Regions from separate parts of the Mus musculus genome. Here region 2 is linked to region 1. A link is a loop called in an ENCODE intact Hi-C map of the cell type or tissue named here. Cell type or tissue: heart. All regions are shown on one strand. Each heading gives the region's core, and the rest is flanking DNA. Links, peaks and the distances in the headings are about the cores only. Region 1 overlaps Caly (calcyon neuron-specific vesicular protein). Region 2 has its middle 2.6 kb from the start of BC024386.

Region 1 (2,917 bases), core at 196-2,695:
AAACCAGATTTCCCCAGAGCTGTGTTTCTGTTGAAACGGTGAGGAGAGGGTCTTCCTTTGCTCCTTCCAGACTCAGCTGTCCTGAGCAGTCTTGGATAACACTGCATCACCCCAGCCTGCCACCATCTGCAGAAAACCTTCCTCTTATGTCCAAATCCTCTTGTAAGGGTGCCCACTGTGGAATAACTCCCCATCTCCCCCCATTCTAGTGTGATCTCATCTTAATTCCACTACAACTGTAAGGGCTGCTTAAACATCTCTTTCACTGACACTTACGAGTTAAAAATTGTGGTCCTTTTTGTGGGGACATCATTCAACCCACAACAACCCTGTTGTCACTTGTGGGCTGCAATTATCTCCCAGTTTTGGCTTCTGTTTCTCCTCTTTGAAGGTCCTCTTTGAAGGTCTTGTCTTTATAGGCAAGGATTCTTAATTTTAACATGAAAAGTCATTTTATTGAGATTTTCCTCTGTGAGTACTGCTGGGGAAATCTTTCTCTTCCTGAGACTGTAAATATGCTTCTGCACTGTCTCTAGAGTGCTCTGTTGTGTCGGTTTTCCCTGTTCATGCACCTAGAACAAATTGCTGTATTCACTTGTGCATTGTGTGTGTGCTCATTATCTGCATTTGAATATGCATGTAGTGACCAGATTAGCTTCACCGTTCCAAGCAGACTTTAATTATTAAGATGCAGGCAGCTTCTCTGCTATTAACTGAGATCTGAATGCATAGAATATGTCAAATGGGTTTCCCTCTGCAAAGCATCAACACCACCAGTGTACACTGCTGTGTTCAGGGCAGATACCCAGCAAGATGGACTTCCTTTGTCCAAACATCTTGTGTCTTTCTGCCTTCAACACAAAAAATTTGATGTTTTAAGTTCATAAACAAATTTGTTGGAATTTTGATTGAGAGTTGTTGATTCTATAAATACTGTCAGAGATGTTAGAGCATAAAGACCTCCAAAATCTGCACGATAGTCTTCTTTACCTGACGGAGGATTCAGATGTGCCTTGCTCCCCTCGCCAATATTTCATGGCCTTCCATATGGAGCAACTGCCCATCATCTCTGTCCTGGGGCTTGAAATTATTTAAATGAAATCTTAGCTGGCTCACATCTGGGGAGGCTGAGGCAAGAGAATATTGAGTTCAAGGCCAGCCTTGGACTGTATAGGGCTATAGAGTGAAACCCAACATTATTTTAAAACAAAACAAAACAAAACAAAACACACCCCCAAAAACCAAATGAACAAAAAAAAACAGGGGCTGGAGAGTAGTCTCAGAGGTAGAGAGCAGAGGGGACCTAAGTTGTATTCCAAGCACCCGCATCAGGCAGCTCCCAATTCCTTATAGCCTCGGCTCAGGGATGTGATGCCCTGGCTTCTGAAGGCAACTGCACATACAGACGCAAATAAAACTCCATTTCCCGGGGCAGCAGCGCCCTCTTCTGACCTGTGCAAGTAAGCACAGACATGCATTTATGGAAAACAGTAAATAAATTACACACATAGTTAAAAGTATCAAAATAAACATTTGCCACTGACATATAGAAATACATCTGCTTTCTATAAACTCAAATTTAACTGGACTTTTTCATTTTAAAATTTTTTGTATGTATTAGTGTTTTACATATGTGTATGTGTGTACACCTCATGTATTTCCGGTGCCCCTGAAGAAGAGGCCATTGGACTCCCTGGAACTGGAGTTTCAGATCTGTGAGCGGCTGTGTGGGTGCTAGATATTGATGTGGAAGAAAAAAAATCAGTTCTTATAACCACTGAATTATTTCTCCCATCCCTTAAATATTGTATTGCTCTTATGTATTGTGTGTGAGTAAAATTATGTCACGTTGCACATGTGGAGGTCAGAGCACACCTTGCAGAAGGCGGTTTTCTCGGTCCACCATGGGAGTCCTGGGGACTGAACTCAGATTGCCCGGCTTGGCAGCCAGTCACCCACTGAGCCATCTCGCTGACCCTGGAGTCTTTCAATGTTTACACACACACACACACACACACACACACACACACACGGGATTTGCTTTTGCATTTAAACACAACAGCGATTTCGTCCATGAATAATCAGGACTAGGTTCCAACCCCCTGGCCTGGTTTCTTTGCCCCTGTGCAACTGTGCTGACTGAGCACTCAGGACCATCGTTTCTGGAACTTCACTGGCTGTCTTAGTCAGTTCTGATGCTGTGAAGAGACACCATAACCGAGGAAACTCTTATATTAAAAAGGCATTCAAGTGAAGGCTTGATTACAGATTCAGAGGTTTGGTGCATTATCCAAGGAATGCCGCACTGCTGGAGAAGTAGCCCGGAGCTACATCCTGATCCAACCATAGAGAAACCCTCTGCTAGGCGTGGGCTTTTGAAACCTCCAAGTCCACACCCAAGGACACACTTCCTCCAACAAGGCCACACCTCCTAATTCTTCTAAGTATTTTTTTTTTTCTTTAAGTAGTGACACTCCCTGGTGACTAAGCATTCAAATACATGAGCCTAAGGGGCCATGTGTATTTACGAAAACCACCAGACCAGACAAGGCCATCTGTATTTCTGTGGTCTCAAAAACAGAAAACCCAAATTCAAGTTTGTGTTATGATGCACACCTGTAATCCCGGACTCCGGAGTCTGAGGCACGAAGATCCGGAGTTTAAGACCAGCCTGAGCTATAATGAGAGCCTGTCTCAAACGACAAACCACAACAAACAAACAAACAAACCAAAACAACAAGACTTACACTCAATAAATTTGTTGGAATTTAAGAATATCCTTCTTCCTCTGCCCTCAGTGTGCAAGCACATTTTTAAAATTGTAAGTGAACTTCAAGTCTTCCCAAATATATTTTTGACTCCTGCTAAAATTGCCTAGATAATTTTCTTCTTTATGCTGTTAATGTAAAAAGGAGAT
Region 2 (2,917 bases), core at 203-2,702, 820 kb before region 1:
TAGTTGGGGGGGGGCATGCACAAGCCATAGCATAACCTGTGGAGGTCAGAGAATAACCGTGGGAGTCTGTTTCCTCCCTCTGTCAAGGCGCTTCTTAGTAGGGACTGAACTCCTCACTAGGCTGATCCATCTCGCTGGCTGCTGTTTTATAGGGTTTGGGAACAGGATCTCCTGCATCCTCATGCTCTCTATGTAACCGAGGCTGATCTCGAACCTATGATCCTCCCCAGTGCTGGGATAAGGACACATCACCACACCAGGTTTATATAGTGCTGGGGATGAAATTCAGGGGTTTCCACAGGAAATCGCTCAACCGACGGATCCTGCCTCGCTCCCTAGAAAGGCCCATCCTATTGTGGGCGTCTCTGTACGTGCTCAGTTGCTGCTTCAATGTCACAGCGCCTCGGTGTTTGGGTTGTATCAAGTAGGACTCACATCTCGATGACTGGTGGGCATCTTCCTTTGCTGAATGCCTGTTACTCTTCGGGTTGATTTGACAAACTCTCTGACAACAGTGGCTTAGAAAGGAAGCTCTTACTTTGGCTCAGAGTTGGAAGGTACAGACCATCATGTTGGAGAGGGATGACAAGGAAAAGGAGGCAGCTTGTTATGTGAATCCAGTCAGGAAGGAGAGAGACATGACGCCCAGCTGCCTTCCTCCTTCATCTGGCCTAGGGCCCCAGTCCATAGGAAGGTGCGGTCCACACTCAGAGCAGATAGATCTTCCTCCTCCTCCTTTAAACCATTCTAGAAACATCTACACAGACAAACCCAGAACTATGTTTCTACAGTGGGTCCAAATCCAGTCAATAATTAAGATTAACCGTCACAATGAGGAATAATTTTTTACACAGTAGATTTTACAGTGTAAATTGGAAAGTAGCTGATTAGTTTTGAATCCTTGGGAAGCACCAGGTTTTTAATTAATTATGTACCTATTGTATACGTCCACATGTGTGGGCACACACACTGTATGTCACTGTGCACACCCTGAGGCCAGAAGAGGGCTTCGGACCCCTCTGAGGTGGAGTTACAGGCAATCGTGAGGTACCAGGCTTGTTACATGGCTGCTGGGCTCTGAAGTCCAGTACTGGTGATTGTGTGGCAAACGTTTTTAACCAGAGAGCCATCCATCTCTCTAGCCCAACCATCGCATCTTTATGTAAATGAAAACAGTGATGTGAGACGTGCAACAAGCCTCCGGCCTATAAATCTAGCTGTAAATGCCTCCAGGAGAGCCTGCTGTGCCTGAGGCTGCTCTGCACAGCCTCTGCTCGGAGCATGAGCGTCCCCTACAGCTGACCTCCGGGTGCTGCTGGCTTTCTTCAGATCCCACATTCTGGAAGCCTGTTTTACGGGATACAGATAGAAAGAAGCCCAGGGTAAAGTGCACAGCAGGAGACGACCAGTGACCTCTGGACACGTGCATTACCTTCCCCAGCAGCTCCTGTACTTCCAAATCTGGCCACAGGGTGGTGCCCTGTGTCCACGATTGTCCTCCCAGATCTCCAGGGGTCCCGCATTCAGAACACCCTTTTACAGGAAGGGTGTTCAGACTAAAGGCCAGGGTAGTGACACGTGCATACGTTGTGTGTTTGAATGCTAACGGCTTGAGCATAAGGACACGCTGTCCACCACACACCCAGAGAGGCACTCATGTTCAGGCCAAGCTACGGTCGGCCGGCCTGTACTAAGACTTCTCGATGGCTCAGTTTTCTTGGCTGCTCCTCGAGGCCTTCATTTCTATTCTATACTGCACGTCACTGTTTTCTTCTTCTTTAAGTATAAGGCAGACCAGGGAGGAGAGGCAACCACTCTTGTACTCAGAGTAGCGGGATAGAGACCACGTCAGTGGAGGAATGAAAAGGGGTTGGGTTGTGCCTGGAGAGTTCTGGAAGGCCAGAAAGTCTGGGGAGGGAGTGGAGGGCTCTCAGTGGTGTGACCACCTGGGCTCTAGGGGGACCTGTGGATTCTCTGTGCACTGGCTACCCCCCTCCAACCTGCCTCACTGAGGCCTCGTCCACCATGGCTGGGCTAGGAGGTGTCGGATATGGATCTTTCCGCCCCATATCCCATTTGCAGTGCTTCTCCAGTGTTGCACAACATGACCTGGGCTTGCTCCTACTTCTGTATTAGTAATGGGGAGCAGCACTGGTCCCACGGAAACACTTTGCCCTGTCTTCACAACCCGTCTGTAAGCCTAAACCTTCTCTTAAAACAAAGTACCAGAGAGGGCTGAAAAGGGAGAGATTCAGCTGTCTTGACACTGCTAACAGAACTTGGAGCCGCTCTGAGAAAGGTGACCTGATCCGGGCCTAGGGCAGTCTTGCAATCTAGAGACGGCCCTGCCAACAGCCAGTCAGAAAATGGCCCGAGCCCAGAAAGGCAGAGACGGAGGCCTCCTCCAGAAGCCGGCCTGGACAGGTTAGACACAGGTCTTATTTGTGAAAGAGGAAATGTCCGTGGAAGACTGAACAAACTGCTCAGGCCTACAGCCTTATCCCCACAGGACCCCAAGGCTGTAATTAAAGGTTTAGGTGGAAAGGATTACAGTGAAGGAGAGGAAGAGGCCCCCCACAGCCTGAGGCTGGAATCTGGAGCTCAGGGCTGGGGGAAATAACATTCAATTAACCTCCCCATCGGAGCCCTCCCTCTGACCTCCTTGGACGCGTCTCCTTGCTGGACTGGACTGGGCCTACTGGGTAGGTGGAGCTTAAGGAGTCCCACATCCACAGCCAATTCTTCTCAGGAAGAATAAAAGTCAAGTGCCTAGTGAAACATTCCCTTCATTGCCGTTTCTAAACAAAGGAGGGCACAGTGGTCTCCAGGAAGGGTGGTGACCTGGCTAACTTTAGGGGTGCATACAATGGCCAAGGACAAGGCTAAATGCCCCGTGACCACATTTCCCATCTTGGGC

Evidence for each region. A loop is a pair of places that touch in the nucleus more often than their neighbours do. Peaks named below come from ENCODE experiments on the same cell type or tissue, not always from the same donor. Only the 100,000 strongest peaks of a DNase experiment are listed, where the experiment ranks them.
Region 2: it touches region 1 in a loop (10-fold over the local background); 4 of 42 quality-filtered maps call a loop at or near these places.

The regions. Positions count from the first base shown.
Region 1 is chr7:140,077,420-140,080,336 of GRCm38, reverse strand. All of the region lies in intron 1 of Caly (calcyon neuron-specific vesicular protein), which reads left to right. Among named protein-coding and RNA genes, the nearest start is that of Caly, 3.7 kb to the left of the region's middle. In heart, for the core only: a CTCF peak has its summit at 1,455 (motif pointing left); no DNase peak of the experiment used is centred there; H3K27me3 peaks cover 2,304 bases.
Region 2 is chr7:140,901,987-140,904,903 of GRCm38, reverse strand. No RefSeq gene overlaps it. Among named protein-coding and RNA genes, the nearest start is that of BC024386, 2.6 kb to the left of the region's middle. In heart, for the core only: no CTCF peak of the experiment used is centred there; DNase peaks (open chromatin) are centred at 1,493, 2,363 and 2,673; H3K27ac peaks cover 827 bases; H3K27me3 peaks cover 433 bases.